2 separate regions of the Mus musculus genome follow, and region 2 is linked to region 1. The links are chromatin loops, found by intact Hi-C in ENCODE. Cell type or tissue: left cerebral cortex. All regions are shown on one strand. Links, peaks and the distances in the headings refer to the core of each region. The heading gives the core; the rest is flanking DNA.

The links. A loop is a pair of places that touch in the nucleus more often than their neighbours do. Peaks named below come from ENCODE experiments on the same cell type or tissue, not always from the same donor. Only the 100,000 strongest peaks of a DNase experiment are listed, where the experiment ranks them.
Region 2: a loop joins it to region 1, with 4 times the contacts of the local background. A loop is called at or near these places in 6 of 42 quality-filtered maps.

The regions. Positions count from the first base shown.
Region 1 is chrX:106,181,463-106,193,673 of GRCm38, reverse strand. It overlaps Pgk1 (phosphoglycerate kinase 1), which reads right to left and starts at 6,574. Exons shown (of 11, transcript NM_008828.3): 1 at 6,359-6,574; 2 at 1,617-1,667. The coding sequence starts at 6,423. In left cerebral cortex, for the core only: a CTCF peak has its summit at 6,843; DNase peaks (open chromatin) are centred at 4,181, 4,354, 5,802 and 6,706; H3K4me3 peaks cover 3,207 bases; H3K27ac peaks cover 1,632 bases.
Region 2 is chrX:105,923,002-105,934,979 of GRCm38, reverse strand. Atrx (ATRX, chromatin remodeler) reads left to right here and starts at 5,608. Exons shown (of 35, transcript NM_009530.2): 1 at 5,608-5,880. The coding sequence starts at 5,861. In left cerebral cortex, for the core only: no CTCF peak of the experiment used is centred there; DNase peaks (open chromatin) are centred at 5,574, 6,531, 7,345 and 8,683; H3K4me3 peaks cover 2,427 bases; H3K27ac peaks cover 1,663 bases.

The DNA.
Region 1 (12,211 bases), core at 2,436-10,435:
AAGATTTCTATGCGAGAGTTTACTATACCATTGGCTAGTAATGGCTGAAATAGTCTACCTCATTGCCCAACAGCAGATGGAGAAAACAAGGTACCATTCAGTAACAAAACATAACATCTATACCCACATAAATCTTTAAAAAATGTTTTAACTTAAAATAAAAAGCTAGGCTTTGTAGAATACACCTGTAAACCAACACTTGGAAGGCCTAAGCAAGAAGGTCCGCAGGTCAAGCCCAGCATAAACTGAAACAATGTCTCAGAATAACGTTCTGAAATAAAGTCTTTCTTATAAATTTTCTCAACAGTGCTATTATATAAAAATTCCGTTTCTGCAGGGGCACTGGAGAGTACACAGTAGTTAAGAAGGATTGTAGCTATTCTAGAGGGCTGTTCAGTTTCCAGCAGCCATCAACTGGCTTACAGCCACCATAACTTCACCTCCAGTGTATCCATCCAATGCCCTCTTCTGGCCTCCACAGGCAACCACTCCCCCCTCCCCCCCCCCCACACACACACAAATAAATCTTTACAAAGAAATTCTACCTGTGCAGTGGTGGCACACACCTTTGAGCCCAGCACTTGGGAGGCAGAGGCAGGAAGATTTCTGAGTGAAGCCAACCTGGTCTACAGAGTGATTTCCAAGACAGCCAGGGCTACACAGAGAAACCCTGTCTCAATAAAAAAACAAAAAACAAAAAAGCAAAGAAACTTTGCTTCTTAAGCTAGTACCCAAATTAGAGGCACAAGCAAACCAAACTCCCCCACCACCACCAACAACAACAAAAATACTTTATCTGGGCTATTTAGAACAAACCCCAAGACTACATGCAATGCTAAAATTTACTGATATTAACAGTTCTCTTAAATAGCTTGTTTCATAAGACAATTAGCATTTAACTTCAATAGTCTTTTAAAAAATAGAAACTCCAAATTCCTTAATTTTTTTTTAAATAAGGACTCTCTTGGGATGTTTTGGCTGTTGGTAGCTGAGGGTCTTTTCCTGGGGGGGGAGGGGGCCAGGGAAGGTCTGGAATTTTCTGCTTCTTTTTATGATGCTATTGACCCCTCACTTTTTTTGGCTCGTTGTATAGCCTAGGATGACCTGAAACTGGCTTTGTAATACCTCAGGCTACTTTCAACTTAAAACTCATGGGCCTCCTAAATCCAGACTCCCAGGCGCTAGGATTAAAGGGATACACCATTATGTCAAGCTATATTTGGGGGGGGCGGGGGGGACGACCAGCAGAGGAGGTTGTTTGTTTTGTTTGTGTGGGTTTTTTGTTTTTTGATTTTTTGCTTTTTTTTTCCTTGGATCTCTCTACAGACCTGGCTATCCTAGAACTCTTTGTGCAGACCAGGTTGTTTTCGGTCTCAAGATGAGACCTCTGCCTCCCAAGTGCTGGGACTAAAGGAATAGGCATACCCTACCACACCCTGCTTAGGACTGTTTTTTAATACAATATTTTTTCATAAATTTAGAATATTAACTCCCACACTGACAGGTTAGTAAATCAAAACCATGGCTTCAACTGCTGTACTCCCAGTGTGGAAAGAAAGAAATTTGTAGTCCAGATACTCAAATATAACCTAAGCCAGGTTTAAGAGGAATCTTACCTTTGGTTGTTTGTTATCTGGTTGTTCTTCATAGGAACGTTGAAGTCCACCCTAGAAAAGAAAAAGGTTTCAGTTTCGTAGCCATGATCAATTTCTTGGTCCCTAAGTATTTTATTGAAGTCGTTAAAAGACAGGGTTGGCAAGATGGCTCAGGGCACGGGCACTTGTTGGCAAGCCTGACCACCTACCTGAGTGTTATCCCCAAGACCCATGGGTGGAAGAAAGCAAGTTATTGTCTCAACTCCACAAGGGCCTGAGCTTAATTCTGTTTAGTGTGATGGTCTCTGTAGCAGTCTGAGTGGGGAACAGGTAATAAGTAACGCCCCTTGATTCTAGTTATCTTGATATTGCTTCTGGCTCCTTGGGATAACATTCCCCAAAGAAAAGAAATTTTAAAAAAACAAAAACAAAAAAACACAGCAAGAGAATTTCCTTCTTTCTAGAGAATGCCTGATTGGAACTTGAATAGGCAAAACAATACTTCAATATTAGATAATAGTGGCTTTCAAAAAAACCTGAGGGGGGGAAAATGAGTGAGATGTGCCTCGGCCCACTGACAATAGATAAGTGGGAGGCATATGATCAAGAAAATACAAGCTAATACAATGAAGATGCTCCTTCTGACCTAACAGATGACTGCCTTTCTTTTTTGTGCTGGTGCTGGGGATTGAACCCAGGGACCTGAGCACGACACCCCCAGTCCTGCTTTACCATTAGGAACCGATTCTGAACCCTTTCCTACGGGGTGGTGATTTTACTAAGTTGTGTCTGCCATGATTTTGAGAGATTTTTCTGCCATGTAGCTTGCCTTCATTCATCTCCTGAATGAATACTAAGATCAAGTATATACCAAGACATCCACCCAAGACATTTTTCATTATTTTTTTCTTAAATCTGTGAAATGATTATAGTATCTGGCTAAGAGTTATAAATGTTAAAAGGTTTAGAAGTGCCACCTAGTATCACACTGGTGTTAGTTATTATATGCCATTGATTCCCCAAACTATAACTGCTATTTGAAAGAACGATAATAAAAGCATTACTTTTGGTACCACTCACTAAGGGGCTGCAATGAGGGGTCAAGACTGCCACTGGTCTTGATTATGAAACTCCATCTTTCCCATTTTCACTGGTCTTTCCCGTCTGCAGTGACCACAAACCCTGCAGGTCACTGGCTTCCTCTCTACCCTGAAGACCAATCTACCGCACAAAGGAGCTTGAGGGACATACTTCTTGATTCCGATTTAAAATTAAAAGGCAGTGTGCCTCTGAACAAAGAAATGCACTCTAAGCCAGGTGTGGTGGCGCACACCTTTAATCTTGGGAGGCAGAGGCAGGTGGATTTCTGAGTTCGAGGCCAGCCTGTTCTACAAAGTGAGCTCCAGGACAGCCAGGGCTATACAGAGAAACCCTGTCTCGAAAAGAAAGATAAGAAAGAAAGAAAGAAAGAAAGAAAGAAAGAAAGAAAGAAAGAAAAAAGAAATGCACTCTAGTTGGTTTCAGGCACTTAAGGCACCCTCTTTAAATATCCTGAGCAGGCCCTTGCCAGCCTTAAAGTGCAGACCACAGCAGATCCAATATCCCATTACCAGGACTGAGTTCCCCCTCTTGCAGCCTCCTAGAGAAGATAATAGACAAAAGGGTTAACTGCACAGGGTGGATAGTGCTGCTTCCTGCACCCAGAACCTTACAAGAAGGAATGAATGCCTTTGGGCTAAAATATCCAACCATCTGTGGCTTCTATCCAAGCTGTGATGACATCAGCTTACCGATGAAAACTGGATTAGTTCTCACTGACCTCTTGATTGCCTTTGACCTTCACTCTCTCCTAGACTTACAACTCGGCCTTTAGCTTCTCTCCTGAAGACTCCAAAGCAGGAACAACGTTCCTTACACAAATCACTTGTTCACTTGGGGGTGGGGAACGTGGTGTATACACACACACATATATACATATATACTGAGCATACATACATCTAAATACGTATATACTGGGAAAAACTGAGTTTCTGTGCAGTCTTTGCAATCTTTTACAACTCCATAATTACTCCAAAATAAAACTTTTTCAAAGCAGAATGGTGGTGGCTACAGCACACCCCGCAGGAGGCAGAGGCAAGAGTTCCAGGCCAACTTGGTGAGTTCCAGGACTTCAAAAACACAAAGCAAAGAAACAAAACAAAAACTTTATATAGAGAACATTAAATTAGAATATCACGTCTTTGTTGAAATCTCGAGATTCCAGGCCCTGTTCTACTAAAACTATGGGAAGGAACCATGCCCACCACTGCCTTGTGGACTGATTGCTAAAGTCTGCTAGTACGATGGTGTCTGCTCTCCGTTTTCCTCTTCCCACCAGAGCTGTTGCTTCGAAAGTCCCAAAAGAAAACCAGTGAGGTTGAGGGAAGAAAACGTACAAGAAAGAGAAGTGCCAGCAAGCAAAGGATGACTAGGGACCTATGGGTGAAAAGGAAATGACATGACAAAAATCAGCAGGAAATGTACTCACAGAGCCTTGTAAAATCAACTAGAGTGAGGCGGAACCTGTTGGTGTTTCTGGCTTATTTTAAAGTTTCTCCAAAAGGAACTGGGGTGACTCAGTGGTAGGGTGCTCAGGCACAAGGTGGCTAGTGTTAGATTCCCCAACACAATGAAAACTAATAAAAGTTACCAACAACAAATCAACTTCCCTTGCCAACTTAAAGCAAGGGACTAGTCAGAAAACAAGAGCACCCTTCTACAGGGCAGAAAGGAGGTGAGTGAACGGGCCCAGGATGCAGGAGGCCCCATTTCTGAAGCACTGCCAGCAACTACCACAAAAGGCACTGAAACAAAAAAGGTATTGAGCTCACCCAGGCATGGCTGCCTAGACTCCTCACAGAAGCCTACAAGGCAACTCCCCATGCAAGATGCATTAATCTGGAAACCAAGCAACTTCACCACTGTGGCCTAAATACCAACCAAGTACAATGTATCCATATTATACAGGACTGCAAACTCGACAGATAAAGTCTATCCCAACCTGTTCCTGAGTCAGGCTCAAGGAGCTAAAGAGACCCAAATCCTAGTCCTGCCTCTGCTACATTCTCTAGACCTCAATAACCTTCACAGCGCCCTTTTCCATCAGCCAAAGGAGGCCAGCCAGTCTTTTCCAGGCTTAAAGGTTAACCTGGGTTAAATGAAGCTTGATTTGGGGCAAAAGAGAACTGTTGCCTCCTGTCTCACCCTCAACCGGAGTTAATTCCTTTAAGATAGTTTCTCTGTAGAAAATAGCATAAAATCCCAAACTGCCATCCCACAAAAGTGACCAGCACAATGGCCCACTGTCTTGTCTTTGAGCAGCTGCATGCATCTGAAAAGGTCAGCCTCAAGCCAGTAGTGCCTGTCTCCCTCACAGGATGAATCTTTTGTCCTTAGAACAGAATGAAAAGTTAGCTAGAACCTGCCCTTTATCTATGATTAGGGTGGCTGGGATTTCTGCTCCATCCTGATTATTCTATCCCATTTGGGGTAACATTAAGTGTTTTGCATGAACATAATACAGTGGGTTGGTTCTGGATATCAGCCCAGGAAGAGAAGGCCACCTACCAATATTGGCTACGATAAAATAAGTGCCTGTACAGAAGCCAGAGAACCTCTGTTCCCTTACATGTGTTAGTATCTAAAGGATGCCCTCACTTGAACTGGCCCAAATCTTCAAAGGGACCAGGATTACTGCCAATCAGTCATCCACTTCCAAAGAAGGTCAAGCAGGCAGAGTAGTCAGTCACTGCGACCATCAATGGCCCTTAAAAATTCCCATCCTTGGGTCCTATAGTTGTTACATGAACAACCAGGCCCATCAGTTATGTATCTAACCATCATCCTTGACTCCTGGCAAAAAAAAAAAAGTATACATTATGAAAGGCAAAAAGGAGAAGACGCATACACCCTAGTAATTCTTTCAGGTAAGGGAGAAGCCAAGTTAAGTCAGTGACCTGGGACCCACATGTGCCACGTGCGTGGGAGCCTTCCTCAGTTCTGACATCCTGCTTCTCTAGCCACCTCTCGAGTGAGGTTACAGGCCTCCAACTCCCGGCGGCCACACCCTGCATGTGTCACAATCCTGATGCAAACCCCAGGGCCAGGAGTCCAACCGCAAGGTAGGGCAGCAGAGGCCTGTTATATAAGCCATACAGAGCTTCATCCAGTGGGCCTCACCCTCCCACCCACAATTCTTTGGGGAGAGGGACCTCCACTCGAGAGGACTTTGAGCAACATCTTTTGGGAAAGAAATCATTTGTACCAGGACCAATGAAACGTGGGCGGTTTCGGATTCGTCACGGATGGTCCAAGAATCTTGGGGGAAGGGAAACTAGCTAAATGACCTTTCAAGGTCCCTCAGCAGGGGCCTAGAGATTTGCAGGATAAGTACTACGTCCATTCTCGCTACAAGAGATGAAACTGCACTTCAGAAATGGGAAAAAGATTGAGTCCTGAGAATCTGAGCCCTTTATCAGTGGGATCAACTCCCTAAAGGACACATTTGGTCGCTTTTTAAGCTAGAAGCAGTTAGGACGCAGAAAAGCAAACTCAGACACAGTCTCCGCCCCAATGAGGTGAGAGGAACAGCCTTAACCTCCAAACCCAGGACCCCCAAGACCCAGCTGAAAAATAAGTGCAACTTAAGGTGATGGGAAAACCGTGCTTGCCACGGCCAGAGAGAATGTGGCCCCGAGGGCTTGAGGGCAGCAGTACGGAATTACCTCATCACGACCCGCTTCCCCTTCACGTCCAGCTTGTCCAAAGTCAGCTTGTTGGAAAGCGACATTTTGGCAACACCGTGAGGTCGAAAGGCCCGGAGATGAGGAAGAGGAGAACAGCGCGGCAGACGTGCGCTTTTGAAGCGTGCAGAATGCCGGGCCTCCGGAGGACCTTCGGGCGCCCGCCCCGCCCCTGAGCCCGCCCCTGAGCCCGCCCCCGGACCCACCCCTTCCCAGCCTCTGAGCCCAGAAAGCGAAGGAGCAAAGCTGCTATTGGCCGCTGCCCCAAAGGCCTACCCGCTTCCATTGCTCAGCGGTGCTGTCCATCTGCACGAGACTAGTGAGACGTGCTACTTCCATTTGTCACGTCCTGCACGACGCGAGCTGCGGGGCGGGGGGGAACTTCCTGACTAGGGGAGGAGTAGAAGGTGGCGCGAAGGGGCCACCAAAGAACGGAGCCGGTTGGCGCCTACCGGTGGATGTGGAATGTGTGCGAGGCCAGAGGCCACTTGTGTAGCGCCAAGTGCCCAGCGGGGCTGCTAAAGCGCATGCTCCAGACTGCCTTGGGAAAAGCGCCTCCCCTACCCGGTAGAATTCCCAGGCGCCTTTTCTAGACCTTTGCAAATGTCATCCCCTTTTGGAATCCTCTGCTTTCTCAGCTCCCAAATGGAAGTCTACATAAGGTCTTACTTAGTAATCGAAACCTCTCAGAAGTTAAAAAAGGACCAGGCCTTCCCCTCCCCCCTTTTATAATAAAAAGTACAATGTAATTGCTGTGGTTACATTATTCATAATGACGAATACATATAGCATGTGTCATGCTAACTAACAATGCTCATAAAATTCCTAAGTACGTTCTGTTATTAAAGATGAAGTAACTGATAGACAAAGATTTAGTGTCTTATCAAGACTGCAAAGCATCTAAGTGATCATTTCAATCCTGGGCCACTGTGATTTCGACTGCTTTGGGAGTGTAGCTCAGTGGTAAAATGCGGGCCAGAGGCCGTGGATCCAATCTCCAGCACTGTTTAAAAACAAAAACAAAACTTTAAATCTCTACTGACACTCATTTGGGCTAAGGACGGTGCTCAGTGGTAAAGTGCTTGCCTGACGGTCTGAGACAGGACAACTAGTTAGGAAATTGAAGGGCACATGAGAAATGGAAGCCCTTGTTCACTCTCCTGGTTTTTTCTTTCCACCTCTCTCACTGGCAGATATCCAGGAGTGACTGGCCAAAGCACCTCTGGAAGTTACTATATTATGTGAAGTAACTCAGAAAGACAATACCATGTGTTTTCTATCCTATGCAGCTTTTTATATAAGCATATACATGGAGAGGAGAGACAGGTCCAGGAAAGGGAAACAGTTTTAAGAGAACAGAGGACGGAAAAAGAACTGGGTAACAGGAGCCACGTGACATGGAAGAGACAAAGGACTGCAGGAATGCTGAGAGCCCCCATGGTTATCCAATAGCAGTAGTGCAGTCTGAAATCGGATACATACAAGCGACTTTACACAGACTGAGAAGGCTGTCCTTACATATTTAAGTACACACACACACACACACACACACACACACACACACACACACACGAAAAAAAAGCCATAAATTTTGAGGTCTGCACCTTTCCCTGCTAACTGATCTCACTGACCCTACATTTTGTCTTTCTGTTTTATTAACAAGCTAACTCTCCACTCTGAATCCTGGTGAGATTCTTTTCCACGGTGGATGGCAAGGTCTCTGGGCGCATGAAAGCATCCTACCTGCCCAGGTTCTGAAGGAGACTCCGTAGTGCCAGCAATACTGAACTGAATGCCCTAATGCCAGCTACAGATCTCTACATATAACTACCTTTTAATTTGTGTTTATCCTTGCGTGTGGGGTTTTTTGCCTGCATGTATGTCTGTGTTTAAGATAAACATTTGTTTTTGCCAATCCTTTCCAACTTTTCTTCCTTTTCAACCTTACTGGGAAACAACTCCTGGAAGTTATTTCCAAATGATTCTCTGGACTTCCTACCATTTAGTAGCATTCCATTCTGGCTCAGTTATCATTGTAATGAGTCAAACTGTCCTTAGATAAGGTAGAACTACAATATTGACTGTCAAAGGGGAAACTATGCAAACATAGAGTGTGACTCCCTAACTTAATGATTCTTCCCAGTTATTAAGCACTTGCTGTTTGCCAGGCACTGGTGAGGGCTGAATATACATGACTCACTACTCTGCATAAGAACTTTATAGCCGGGCATGGTGGCGCACGCCTTTAATCCCAGCACTTGAGAGGCAGAGGCAGGTGGATTTCTGACTTTGAGGCCAGCCTGGTCTACAGAGTGAGTTCCAGGACAGGCAGGGCTATACAGAGAAACCCTGTCTTGAAAACCAAAAAAAAAAAAAAAAAAAAAAAAAAAAGAAAGAAAGAAAGAAAAGAAAAGAAAAGAACTTTATGAAGTAAGTATTATATCTTAAACACAAGAACACTGAAGATTATAAAGATTGGGAAGCTTTTTCCACTACTGGCCTAAAATGACAAAGAAAAGCAGCCAACAATGAGACAACAGAAAAACCTGAAAAATAGAAAAATCTACAATTATACACGTGAGGCAGGGTAAATATGGACCAGATCCCTGGGGTGTTATAACAATGTTAGAGACACAGTTTTTCTCCTGACAGAACCCCATTCATTACAGTCAGTTACCTCACCAGGTCCCACCTTCCTTGCTTACAGAAATCCGATTTAATAGAGCGTTTGGGTTAGTGGCCAGTGCTCAGCAAAGATAGGCTTATCTCCTAGCACCAAAGGACAAATCACTGTTGACCTAAGCTGAGCCTGGTAATCCCATCCCCCACGTGCCCCTTTGTCACGCATTGGTCTGGGAATGGGCAGTGACCCAAGTTAGGTCAATAAGATAAAAAGGGAAGTCTGCTGTTCTGGGAACAATGGAAATCAGTGAGAAAAGCAAGCCCTGCACATATATGGACTCATTTCTAATTAACAGAATGATGGAAGGTAGCTATGGAGATCTCTCCCTCCCTCCCTCCCTCCCTCCCTCCTTTCCCCATCTCTCTTTCTCTTCTCCTCCCTCCCTCCCCCTTCTTACTTCTCCCCCTTCCTTCCCCTTCCTCTCTATAATCTTTCATTCTGGGAACAGCAGCTGCCATGTCTTAGGATCATTCAAATAGTTTCATGGGGTGGCCCAGATAGTGAGGAACTCAGAGTACCTTTCAACAGTCAACATAGAAGTGAGTCTTGCTGCCTGCAGCTTTGTAAAGGAGCCAGCCACCTTTGAAGTGGACTCTCTTGCCCCCAAGTCAAGCCATGTCTGCATATAATTACAATCTCAGGAGATGCTTCCAACTAAAACCAGTTTAAGTATTGTCAAATCCCTGACTCACAGAAAGTCTGAGATAGTATTTATTGTTTGTAAGTACTAAACTTTGAGGTACTTCATTATTCAGAAAAAAATCAATACAGAGTCTCAGCAATGATTTTGTCCTGTAAGACAAAATCATAACCCAAACATTGAGTCCATAATTGAGTTCTTTTTGTTATTTTTGTTTGCTTGAGACAGTTTCTCTTTGTTAACAACCATAGCTCTCCTGTAGCTCACTGGTCAGGCTGGTTTCGGAACTCACTGAGGTCTACCTGCTTTTTGCTTGTGAGTGCAGGGATTAAAGGTATACATCAGTGGTTTACTGACTTAGATAATCCCAGCACCATTGTACTACCTATCTTTCTGTCATGTGAAATAAGCAAACCTGTAATGCGAGTATACTGAGTATACTGTTGCTTGCTGCTGAAACATCTCACTACAGTATTGGGGGAATTAAATGGTACTTATGTGATCAAGTTTACAGTTTTGTAAATTCTTTTTTTTTTTTGTGATAGGGTCTCACTATGTGGTCCAGGCCACGTTCAAACTCATAACCCTCCTGTGTTAACTCTTGAGTGCCAGGATTAGAGGTGTACACCACCACATCTGACTATACATTTTTAAGAGATATTTCCATGTCTGCTAATATTGGAGTCAATAGTTGAGATTGATTCTCTCACAGAAAAATACACGAAAAGCTGGACTCTTTGGAGAGACAGGTGCTAGAAGCTATACCAAGGATTGGACCCAGTGCCTCACATACTCCACAAAATCATCCCAGGTTTTTTTAAGGACAGGGTCTTTTTAAGGCTGTCCAAGCGAGACTCCAACTCACTCTGTAGCCTAAACCAGACTTAAATTTGGGGTTCCTCCTGCCCCATTATCCCAAGCACTGAGATTTCAGGCCTGTGCCATCAGGTCCAGCTTAGCCAAAACCTTTAAAATGTTGTTTATTGTGCCAGGCACACACCTTTAATCCCCGCAACTCAGAAGGAAAAGGCAGGTGAACCTCTGTGAGTCCCCAGGCTAGCCTGATCAGTGAGCTACAAGACAGCTATGGTTGTTTATAAAGAGAAACTCTGTCTCAAACAAAACAAACAAAAAACAAAAAACAAACAAAAAAACCAAAAAAAAAATGTTTTTTAAATGTTGAAAAACTACCCAGAACTGTAAACCAAGACTTAAGAGGAAAAGAAGTAAATCCAGGGAGAGTAAGATAATTCAGCCAATAAAAAACACCTGCCACTAAGTCCAACAACCTGAGTTTGAACACTGGGATGCACGTAGTAAGAAAAAACTGACTCCCCCAAGTTGTACCGTGACCTCAAATGCATGCTGTGGTACACATGTATAGACACACAAACAAAAAAATAAATGAAATAAAATATTTTTTAAATAGAGGTAAGTCTGTAGTTTGGATTGGTTGCCTACAAGGGCACATGACAATTCCAGAAGAGGCAATTGTGACTGAAGATGAATTTAAGCCTCAGGTAGATGCTTAAGAAGTCAGAATCCACCAAGGAGTTGGAGTGGTTTAAATAAGAATGGCTCCCATAGCCTTATATATTTGAATGCTTAGTCACCAGGGAGTGGAATTCTTTGAAAGGACCCCCTCCTGTGTGTGTGTGTGTGTGTGTGTGTGTGTGTGTGTGTGATATGCATGCAAACTGCAAACACTAGTGCAGATGTCAGAGGAAACCTTCAGGAGTCAATTCACTTTGTGGGCCCCAAGGATCCAACTCATGCCCTTGAGAGATTTTTCCCTAACCTGATTTCGCAGGACTCTTGCTTAAACTTGCTTCTTTGGTGACAAGGATGGAAACCTGAAGTTGGGGCAAGTCCAACAGTAAACTCTGCGGACCCTAACTGATTCTTTTGCTCAAGGAGCTAATTTGTCAATTGTAGCTACCTGACGGCTTGATTGAAGGTGAAAGTCTATTTCAAGATGGTGCTCACATATATCGTGACAAGGGGTCTCAGTTTCTTAGTAGCATGGTCCTTGCCATAACACCTAGTCTGTGTCCTCATGACAGGAGAGCTGAATACTTCTCAAATAACTGATCCAAGTGGTAGAAGGAGAACGAAATTACAATAGCTTTTATTACTCATCTCAGTCATAATCTGCCATTGGGAATGAATCACTAAATCCAATCCCCACTGAAGAGGACGCTTACTGGGATTCATCTCTTTTTTTTTCTCGTTTTCTCTTGGGGTTTCACTTCTTGAAGGTAAAACTTAGAGATCTTTGAGCATGTATTGAAAATGACCAGACTCTTTTCCTAGTCCCCTTTTTGCCAAGAGCAGGATCTGATGAGATCCTGCAGGCACACATTTCTTGGTCCATAAAGAAACAAGTATAAGGAATATCAAAGACACCAAAATTAAGTCTTTATGACAATTGCCTATAGTTCTTCTAATGTCTCACCTGTGCTGATGTTTCTTGGAATTGTAAAATGTCCACTTGGTAGCAATTCTGAAAGTT
Region 2 (11,978 bases), core at 3,979-11,978, 260 kb after region 1:
GCCACCATGCAGGGCTCAATATGTGATTTTTATCTGCAGAATGGTTTCTTTTAAAAGTTTTCTTAAAGTGTTTGAAGGATTAAACATTTGCCTAAATGTAAGGAAGATAGAAAAAGACAGACAAAAACATTTGCATTCCTTGTCTTAAACACCAATTTTCTTAATGTGTTTGGTAGAAAATTAATATCTAATGCTTCTTATATTTAATAAAAAATTTTTTTCATGTGCCCATGGAACATATTCTAGACTCCAGCATAAATTAGGTCACTGTTTTAAGGCAGTTTCCTGGGAATAAAAACAGGCTCTGTAGGAGGGGGCGGCTTCTCAGACCAAAGAGGTAAACAAAAAGTCACGTGCCTGAGAAAGCCGAAACTTGGAAGATTCTTGGAGGCCTTTTCCTAACTTTATAAAAGGCGTAAACAACTGCAAGGGGAGGAGCCTGAACTACTGGCAGAGAATCTTGGAGCCTTAGCTTCCTGTAAGTCAGGCAGAGAGCTGCAGTGATGCTGTTGTCTTTTGAGACTCCTGTGCATCAAAGTGGACTTTTCGTGGTGCAATGGCTTTTGAGTCATCTCTGCTTATGAAAGTAACCCTTCAACCATACTCCTAATAAAAAGTTTGCTTCCCAAGTTGGGCATTGATGCAATCAATACTTCCTTTGATTGTAGTTTCCCTTTCAGGCAATCGTAATTGTGTGTTGTGTATCCCTAAGAAAAGCTTCTCCCATCACAGTCGAGACGGCGGCTCAATGAACAAAACAATTAAATAAATAAATAAATAAAAAGACTGAAATCATATGAAGAATGTCTGGCTTCTGAGCACAACTGACTGAAACTAGCATTTGCTGAAGCAACTTGGGAGAATTCTTAAATACATGTTAATTGAACATGTTAATTCTCTCTTCCTCCTCCTCCTCCTCCCCACCTCTCTTATAATTTGAACTAGGATCTCCTGTAGCCCAGACTAACAATGTAGCTGAGGATGCCCTTGACCTTCTGACCAGTGTTCAAGGCTAGCTTTGGCTACATGAGAGCCAGTTTCTTTTTCTGTTGTTCTTATTGTTTTTATTTTTTGGTTTTACTATATCCATTTGTCTACACACATTCATTCATTCATTCATTTGGTGCCAAAATCATGGGGCCAGTTATGTTTTATTTATTTTCCTTTTTATCTCTTTTTTTCCATTCAAAAAACAGAAACCAAACCCTAAACACAATAAAACCATGTTAGCACACTGAAATTTTGTTTTATAACCAGATTTACCTATTTTGTATTTACAAATGACACATATGCTATTCTCAAAACAACCCCAAACCAAATTTAACAATAAATAATGGATGACATGCCAATTGAAAAGAGTGTTGGAGTGGCTTTGTTAATATCAGAAAACATAGACTTCAAGACAAGAAGCAAGAGACAAAGGGGTGCATTTTACAATGAAACCTGTGAATATACTGGCAAGATAAAACAATTCTAAGTTTGCACACAACCTACAACAGAGATCCAACATAACCAAAGTAAAATAGAAAAGCAGGTAGAAGTAAATAAAAATTATTGAAAACACTTCCTCTCAATGGCAGATACAAAGGCTGTACAGAAAATTAACTAAGGTATAAAGGCCTTTATTTCTGACTTGATTAGATTGAGGAGAGATTAGTAAGGCCTTTCCAGAGGCCTGAACTCAGGGGGAAAGCTCTGCTTGAGTGTGAATAATCCACCCCCACCCCCCCACCCCCGTGCAGGTTCAGATAAAAGGAAAAGGGGAAAAGCAAACCAATGAGCAGGGAGGGCACCCGCTCTTTCTGCTTCTGGGTGTCCTTGATGTGAAGAATCTCTTCCACATGCTCCATGATATGCACCCTCACTACAATGTGGGCCTCACTAGTATTAGAATTTAATGAGAACATCTGTTAAAATAATGAGCTGAGGTTTATGTCAGCATAATCCCTACTTGCTTCATATTTGTTGCTAGAAAATGGATAATCCTTTTGTTACTTGCAACAATTAAAATTAATTTCCCCCATCGCCTTTATAATATATTCTCTTTATAGGAAAATTTGTGAGTAATGGAAAAGTACAGTGCAGAAAAAAATCACTGAGACATTTCATCTGAAGGTATCATTGAAAAAAAAATGTATGCACAGAGAGAGAGACAGAGACAGAAAGAGACAGACACAAACAGAGAGACAGAAAAATAGACAGATAGACAGAGTACCTCTGAGATCTGGTCTCTCTTTTTATCCCTGGCTTCCCTGGAACTCACAGAGATTCACCTGCCTGTACTGTCTGAGTGTGGGGATTAAAGATGTACACAACCATGCCTGGCTATATTTTATGTTTGTGTGTGAGTGTGTGTGTGTAGTTTTCACACTGTTGGAGATACACATGGAGCTGAGGTAATGGGCAGCTGTGAATTGCCTGAGTAACTGTTGCAAACTGAATGCAGGTTCTCTGCAAGACTAATATATACTCATAACCATGGCATCATCTCTCCAGCAGCGTCAGGGCAGGCATACATGGTGCTGGAGAAGGAACTGAGATTTCGACATCTTCATCCAAAGGCAGCAGAAGGAGACTGTGAGTGACACTGGGTATAGTTTGAGCATAGGAGACCTCAAAGCCCACCTCCATAGTAACATACTTCCTCTTACAAGGCCACACCCACTCCAACAAGGCCATGCCTCCTAATAGTGCCAGTCCCTATGGGCTAAGTATTCAAACACATGAGTCTATGGGGACCATACCTATTCAAGTCACACACTGGGCTATAGAGTAAAATGATGTTTAAAACAAACAGACAAACAAAGACCCCTAACAATACAGAATGGAGGCAAATGCCAGTAATCCCAGTGCTCAGAGTCTCAGCCAGGAGTTCAAGACCATCCTTTTCATGCTGTGATAAAATGTTCTGACAAAAACAACTTAAGGAAGAAGGGTTTAATTGTCTCACAGTTCCAGGTTATACAGTTACACAAGGTGGCAGGAACTGGAAACAACTGGTTACATCACATCTACAGTCAGGCGTAGAGAGAAATGAACTCATACTTGCATGCTTAATGCTCAGCTCCATTTTTTCATTCTTACGCAGTTGAGAGTCCACAGCCTTGGGAAATGTGTTAACCACAGTGGGAAGGTCTCCCTACCTCAGTTAATACAATCAAGATAATTCCCTACAGTCATCCTTAGAGGTCCTTCTCCCAGGTCATTGTGTCAAAGTGGTGGCAATTAAAACTAAACTTCCAGCTACATAGTGAGTTTGAGGCCAGTCTGGGCTACACAAAACCTTGTCCCAAAAACAAAACAAACAAACAAAATTCATTCAGATTAAAATAATAGATGAATTACTATTTTTTCCATAGTTGTGTCTGTTAGATAGCAAGGATATTTGTTGTGATGAAATAGATCTTTCAGGTTAACTTCATTTCTCAAGGAGGAAGAACATGGCTTCTGTAAATTGTGTTTAAGTAATATTTAATATATTAAACACAAAAGAAGAACATTATTGAACAACAGAAGATTGATTTCCACAGTTGGTAGTGGATCTTGAACATTTAAAAATTATTTGAAATGTTGCAAGTTTCTGTTCATCAAAAATGTATGCTATCCAAGAGAACTCTTTAAAATTGTGATGATGTTGACGTATATAGCTCTCCATACTTGATGGCTTCTGGGTGTGGGAGATGGCATCTGGGGGACAGGCTCAGTTTTCTTTAAAGGGCTGGCCACTGGGAGTTTGACCAGGCTATGGATAACACAAATTGGTCTTGTTTTCTTCTCCTCCTCCTCTTTCTCCTCCTCTTTCTCCTCCTCCTTCTCCTTCTCCTCCTCCTTCTGTTTCTTCTTCTTCTCCTCCTTCTCCTCCTCCTCCTCTTCCTCCTTCTTTTCCTCCTCCTCCTCCTCCCTTCCTTCTTCCAGGGAGGGCAGACTTGAGAGGACTAGGAAGTGAGTGCGATGGGGTTTCACAATGTCAAATTCCAAATAATCAATAGAAGTACTGTGAAAAGACATAAAAAAATGTATATTAGAGGCTGAAGAGACTGCTTAGTGATTATGGGCACTTGCTGTTCCCAGCACCTACATTGGGTAGGTCATACCTGCTTGTAACTCCAGTGCCAGGGGTCCAACATTCTCTTCTGCAGTGTGAGGACTTGTGTACATATATACATCCAGGCTCTCTCAAACATACATACAACATTTAAAAACCAAATCTTTATATGTTAGTTAGCCAGGTGTGATGGCATATGCCTTTAGTCTAAGTTCTCAGGTGGCAAAGGCAGTTGGATTTCTGAGCTGAAAGCCAGCCTGATCTACAGAGCAAGTTCCAGGAGAGCCAGGGCTGCACAGAGAAACTCTGTCTCGGAAACAAACAAACAAACAAACAAACAAAAACCTAGTCTGATTGTTGGAATGCATTGTTTGAAAAGAGACTCTTCTCTTGTCATTCTAGTCCAAAACTGCAACCCTGACATCTAAGCATGACCAAAACTGTTGCATATTTCAGGAAAAATAAACAGAATGAACAAAATAAAGGGAATGAACATGTGTTCCAGAATAAATGTGGGCACAAAGTTGGAAACTTCAAATTTAGAAAACTTATTTGTGATTTGCAGAGATTATGAATGAAAAATGAAATGAGGGGGAAACGATTTGGATCAGTTGGTAAGTGAGATATACCCCCAATCATATCAGATTGAACTAATGGCTGACCTGTGTGTGACAATTTCAAGATTGTTCAATATCAAAAGAATTAGATGTCAATGTCCAGTTGATCATATATATATAAATACCTGTAAGTATCCTTAAGTATGATGGGGTACACCTGTCTTCTAAGCACTTTGGGAGGCTGCAAGGACAGTCCAAGTTTGAGGCCAGCCTCATATACATGTTGAGTTGCAGCCTAGTCAGGACTGTATAGCTAGAATTTTTCTCATTCTCTTTCCACAAAAGGTAAAAATTCACACGTGTAAGCGTTGGCAAGCTGAATATTATAATGAAATATATAGAAGAAAAATTAAGAATATTATAAAATAGGAAAGAAAATATTTATATTTTGGGTGGCTATGGAGATTAATGATTAAGAGTGTGCATGTGGGGGAGGGGTTAGGACATAGCTCAATGATAGAGTATTTGCCTAACATGCACAAAGCCTTGGGTTTAAAACAGCATAAGAATGTATGTCCACCCTCCCCGCAAGGATGGATGTTTGGCTGAATGTGGAACTTGTGCATTGGTATCCTCACCCATTAAAATGTTAGGTCTGCCTACTTTGGATGGTTCAAGCATGAGATTAAGATAAAGGATCTGTGTAGTGGTCGACATATAGTAAATTCTCAATAAACGTAAATGGGGTGTCATTGTTTCACCAATTATGTGGAAGTAGAGAGGTTGGACCAAGAGCGCATTTTCAGGATAATGTCAAGATACATCCCTGACACTTTGAGGTCAGCAGTAACTGAACTGGACCCCACTAAGAAGAGGTGGAGGGGATCAAATGACGTCGACCGCCTTAGCAACAGGCTCCCAAAGAAGGTGAATTTCCGTAGCCAATAAGACACTGAGCTCTGGCAGAGGTAGCCAATAGATGACGGAAAGAGGAAGAGGGAGGACGCGCCAATTCTCCTGCCCAAGCCTCGGCCCAACAAAATGGCGTCGGCATAGGCCTTGCTTTGTTTCCGTGGCTCTTGCAGCAGCAGCAGCAGCAGCAGCAGCAGCGGTAGCGGACTCTGAGCTGGGAGGACGATCCAGCACTATCTGCGGTGACTACTAAGATCCCAGTACTTTTCGTTCAGCCACTGGCGCCGAGGAGCGCAGAACGGTACCCAAGGGGTTGCCAAGCCAAGCGGCCGTCCGAGCCAAAAACATGACCGCTGAGCCCATGAGGTAAAACGCAAGCCCTTGTCACGGGCCCCGGCGTTCTGCTCCCGGGCGCCTTCCACTCGAGTGGGGTGTTTGCAAAGACGTGCGCTAGGTGCCCTAGGCCCGCGCGCGGCTTCGCGGTCAGCGGCATCGTTTTCCCTCTAGGTGAGCGGGGCTGGGGGAGCGCGGTGGGAAGCCCCAGCTGGGGCTTGGGGTGTGTGTGTGTGTGTGTCTATGTGTGTATGTGTGTGTCTGTCTGTCTGTCTGTGTGTGTGTCGGTCGGGGGCGGCATGCGGCGCGCGCGTTGCCTTTCCCGCCTCCCGCCGCTGCGGAGCCGGGAGCCCCTGCTCGGCTCACGCCTCCGTGCCCGCGGCGTCGAGGCCTGGGGGCGGGGGGTGTCGCGGGCCACCGAACGCTTGCGGTCAGTCTTTCGAATCTCGGGGCCTAGCGACTGCGTGGGGAAGGAGGGGGGAGGGGGGGGGAGAAGGTGGATGGGGGAGGGGGAGGGGCGGAGGATGGGGAGGGGGAGGGGCGGCGGGAGGAAGTGAGATCCTGGAACTAGCGAACCCCAATGGTCGCCTCCACTGGAAGTCCTCCAGCTCTCCGCGGCTCCGAGAGGAGAGCCGAGCATTGGAGGTAGGAGGGCCGGGCCCGGAAGGTACCTCTAGAAGGTGCCTTTTCGCCCCCCGACTCCAGATCCTGGAGGGTTATCTTGGGGACCCCTGGGCGGCTGAGACGGAGAGCGGGCAGCCCAATGCGGGCTTTTGCTTTCTGAGAACAGCGGCCGACGACTTTGCAGGAGAAGTCCGGTTTTTGACGGGACATCGGTTGTTGTTACCCCCTGCGGTTTGGGACACGTTCCGTGAAGTAGTTAGATCGTGCTTTTATTTATTTGTTCCACGAGGCATGTGGAGCGGGTTAACGGGGATTCACCAGAAGATTTATTGCAAAGGTAGAAGAGAGCCCAGGCCCGATGTTAGCGATCAAATACGTTTACGATTCAGGCTGTTTTTCCACGCGTTTCTGATTTGCTTTTTGATTGTTTGGAGTAGTTAATCTGAAATGGATTCCGCTTTTATGCAGATACCTTGCTTTTTTAGGCAGTTTGATATTTGACCTTTTATCCCAAGATTGAATTCGGTGATTTTTCTTCTCGAATGAGATGCAAGCTTGGTGAATAGTGGCAAAACGAAATTATAGGTAGCGTGGATCATAATTGCATCTGTAATTGGCAAAATGTGCCGTTGGGTGACTAGGACATCATGGCTTTGAGCACTTTAGATTGTAGAATTTGAGAACGAGCCTATCCGATTATTTTCTACCTTAGCAAACAGTGCATCGATGCTCTCTTTACTTAGGGAAAATATACTTCAGTTCTGTTTGTTTGTTTGTTTGTTTGTTTTTCGAGACAGGGTTTCTCTGTGTAGCCCTGGCTGTCCTGGAACTCACTCTGTAGACCAGGCTGGCCTCGAATTAAGAAATCCGCCTGCCTCTGCCTCCCAAGTGCTGGGATTAAAGGCGTGCGCCACCACGCCCGGCTTATACTTCAGTTCTTAAAATACAGGCACTTAGTTGTGTAAAGATCATTGTCTTCCTTTATGAATTTGTGTTAACTGACCCAAGTAAAACAAATCTTTTTTTTTTTAAATGGAATATTGAGCAGTATTGGCTGGTTAATACCAGGCATTCATGCTCATTTACTTACAGTTCAGTATGACTTCTAGGTTTTACTTCATGTCTTAGTTGTCTGTATTTAAAACCATAGTTGCTTCTTTGTGGATGGTGAAGCTGGATACTGAAGGATTTGAAACCAGCCTGACTCAAAGCTAAAAATCTCCAAACAGAAAACAGGTGTTGCCTGTATCCTCTACCTATCAGGAGGCTGAGGAAGTTCAAGACCAGCCTGCTCAACATCGGATGGCTGTTGCAAAAGGAAAAATACATAGGTTGGATTTGGATTTTCATCCTTCCTTTCTTGCCTTCATTTTGAGATATGTAAACCAAACTGGCTTTGAACTGAAGGGTAATCACAAACGTCCCAGGGCTGGCATTACAGGTGGCACCATGCTGAGTTTTGCGAGGTTGGAGATTGAGCCCAGAACTCTTATATGTGTTAAGGAGGCATGCTTCCAACTGAGCTACCCTCCCTCCCCTTCTCTTTTCCATAATGGTGATCTTGTGCCTCTGTGCTAACTCACTACTCTCTAAGGCTGCAGTCTGCCCTCCTTTTGCATTTTATTTTGAAACAGTTTCACTAAATTGACCAGGTGAGAGAGAGAGAGAGAGAAAGAGAAAGAGAAAACAGACAGTCCTACCTACAGAGGTCAGCGTGTGCTCTTCCTTTCAGCACATGGGTGCAGGTGTTAGAACTCAGGTTCCCAGTCTTAGCAGCAAACAGGTTCTCCCTACCTACTGAGCCATCTTGCCAGTCCACGTGTATCTTTTTAAAGGTGTATCTTCCTTCTAATTATGTTTTTGTCTGTGTATTTACACGTGTGTGGGCTGGAGGAGATGTGTCTTTCTTACTTGTTCTGTTACTGTGAAGAGTCACCATGACCACAGCTACTCTGATTGAAACATATGATTGGCAGCTCGCTTGCCGTTTCAGAGGTTTAGTTCATTATCATCATGGCAGGGAACACTTCCGTTTCCTGGCTCCTTTCAGCTTTGCTGACTGCCTCACACTTTTCTCTCTTGGGCTGGTTCCATGCCTGGTCTTCAGCTTCCCTTTGAAGGTATCTCACAACTCTGGCATCTCCAACATATTGAGGTCTCTCTAGGTCTCCACATACGGGCACCCCTCCCACCAGGCGGCCTTCGGTGACTTCTGAGTCACAGAGGAGATTCCATAATCCCATTCGTGTCTCCAGAACCTCGTGGCCAATGCTGCCAAATTCTGCTGCTTGCTGGGGCTGGAACCCGGTCTCCCGCCTTCAGTTACATTTGCCTCAGCTTCCTGTTGTTCCTGGTTTCCTTCTCTGCTGCAGCAGAGGAAATGCAGTTGGGTGGAATGTCTCGCCCCGAGGACTCCCTTTAGCCTGGGGCTTGTCTTTAAACTTTGTATTTAGTATCTCTCTGAGCACTGAACGGCATTCCATTATACTCCCTGGCTCATCTTTTCCTTTGAAGCTGTACACTTGATGTTTCTCATTTTCCAGTTTGCTCCTTTTCATTACAGATCTGCATAAGAATGATAACTAATAACCACACTAGGTCAGTCAGTATGGCCAATATTCATCTGTCTTAAAATCTCCTCTGCTAATGGCATTAATCTAAAACTCTTCAGTTTATCTTTGGACTGGTTTTTAGGACAAGGACAAAATGTCCCAATAGTTTCTAGGCTACTTACTAGTATTCTCCTGCACTGAAACTTGACTTGTCACACAGTTCAAATCTCCTTTAGCACTGTTTCCCAAGCTCCTAATAGGGATGGCCACCAACTGATTTTCTAGTCCAAAGCCCCAAACTCTTCCACAGTCCTCCAGCAACCAGCATGGTCAAGTCTGTCACAGCAATACCCAACTCCTTGGGACTAACTTCCTTTTTTTTTTTTTTTAAAAAAAATAATGTTATTTATTTTTATTTTCTGTGCATTGGTGTTTTGTATTAAGTCTTCGTGCGGGCATCTTATCCCCTGGACTGGAGTTACACAGTTGTGAGCTGTCTTTTGAGTGCTGGGAATTGAACCTGGGCCCTTTGGAAGAGAGGCCAATGCTCTTTTTCTTTCTTTCTTTTTTTTTTTTAAGATTTATTTATTTATTAATTATATGTAAGTACACTGTAGCTGTCTTCAGACACTCCAGAAGAGGGAGTCAGATCTCCTTATGGATGGTTGTGAGCCACCATGTGGTTGCTGGGATTTGAACTCAGGACCTTCGGAAGAGCAGTTGGGTGCTCTTACCCACTGAGCCATCTCACCAGCCCTGAGGCCAATGCTCTTAATTGGTGAGCTATCTCTCCAGATCCCCGCTTCCAACTTCTGTTTTAGTTGCTGTTCTGTTGTTGTGAAGAGGCCCTATGACCACAGAAACTCTTAGAAAAGAAAATCTTTAGTTGGGAGCTTGTTTACGGTTTCAGAGGTTTAGCGTGGTCTGAGTATGGCTGAACTCCATAGCAATAGCTTAGAGCTACATTGTGATCTGTAGGCAGGGAGGGAGAGACAGACACACAGAGATTGGCTGGGCCTGGCATGGGCTTTAGAAACCTCAAAGCCCACAATCCAGAGATGCTACACCTACTCCTCAAATAGTCACTTCCTAATTAAACATTCCAATATGTGAGCCTTTGTGAGCCATTCTTATTCAGATCACAAGGCCAGAAGAGGCTGTTGGGGTCCCTTGAAGCTAGATTTACAGGCAGCTGTGAACTGAACTCTGGTTTTCTACAGGAGCTCTTAAGTGCTGAGCCATCTCTCCAGACCCAATTTGTATATTGATTTTCAGAATACTACTTCATCTTCCCCATTTTGCAGAGGAGGAAACAGAATGTGATAGAAATTTTAGAGCTTGTAATTGTGTTTTGTTCTTTCTTTTTGGTTGAGAAAAGGTCTCAGTATGTGGCCCACGATGGCCTTGAACTCTGTTGGTAGTCCCAATTCAGCTTCCCAAGTGCTAGGATTGTAGGTATGGACTACCACTCCTGACTCCAGGAATTGAATTCCTTTAATTAAAGTTGTGTGTGTGTCTGCCTGTGGCAGCCAGAATCTGGATCCCGTGGAATTGGAGTTATAGGTAATTGTAAGCTGTGACAAAGGTACTGGGAAACTAGAGCCCTCTGAAAGCGACCTTAATTGCTGAGCCATTTCCAACACCAAGAGTTTTATCCTGAAGGAATTAGTGCTTGCTCTTTTCTGCTCTCCTCTGCCCTGTTCTCCTCCACTCTGCTCCCCTCCACTTTGCTCTCCTCCCCTCCCCTCCACTCTCCTCCCTTCCTCTCCCTTCCCCTCCCCCTCTCTTCCCCCTCCCCTTCCTTCCCCTCCCTACCCTCTCCCTCCCCTTTCCTCCTCTCTCTTCCCCTCCCCCTTCTCCCCTCGTCTATCCTCCCCCTCTCCCTCCCCCTCCCTTCCCCTCTTCCCTTCCTTCCCCTCCCCTCCCCTCCTTCCCTCCCCCTCTCCTCTCCTGCACTCTGCTCCCTTCCCCTTCCCCTCCTCCCTTCCCCCTCTCCCTTCCTTTTTTCTTCCACAGGATTTCTCTGTGTGGTCCTGGCTGTCCTGTCCCAGAATTTGCTGTGTAGACCTGGCTGGCCTCGAGAGATCTGCCTGCCTCTGCCCCCAGTTACCCTTTCTTAGTGCCCTTATAAAAGGTTTTTTTTTTTATTATTATGTGCATTGATGTTCTGCCTGCATGTATGTATGTGTGAGGGTATCAGATCCCCTGGAATTGGAGTTACAGACACTCGTGAGCTGCTATGTGGGTGCTGGGAATCGAACCCAGGTCCTTTGGAAGAGCAGTCAGTGCTCTTAACTGCTCAGCCTTTTCTCCAGCCCTCTTAGTGTCTCCTTGAGCTGCCAAGTTGAGCTGGATTTTGGCCGTTTTATTTTAGGCTCAAATTTTTTGATAAAAGTAGTTTTTTCTCCCAGCTGTTTTTGATATACTGCAATTCACTTTTTACATTTAAATTTACAATATAGTGAAGTAAGTGATCAAACATTTTGAAAGACCCACAACGTGAGGACTCCCCCATGTTCTGACTCAGGAGAGGTGATACCCCAAAATCACCCACAAGAAACGGTCTTGCTGCAAACTGCAAGAGGATTTTTATTCAAGGGCACTCGGGCCCACGGTCACACACCACGTGGCGCCCCGAGTAGCTAGATAAGGGGGTATTCAAAGGAAGAAACCACAGCTCAAGGAGGTGGGAAGGGCGTTGTTGGAAAATACCAAAAATACCAGTTAAGAGTCACAAGGAAGTGCAAAGTTACAAGAGGAATACCTGGTAATTGTGAGGGTTATTTCTCAAGACAGTTTCTAAGAGCCCCTAACAATAGCACATTTGCATAGTGGGTTCCAGCAATGGCCAGGGTGACTTTCTTTGAATGAATACTCTTTGAACCCAGGAAGTGGGTGGGTGGAGGGATGTCGCTATCTGTTTTATGATTAGCATACCTTGGACCATTGAGCCAC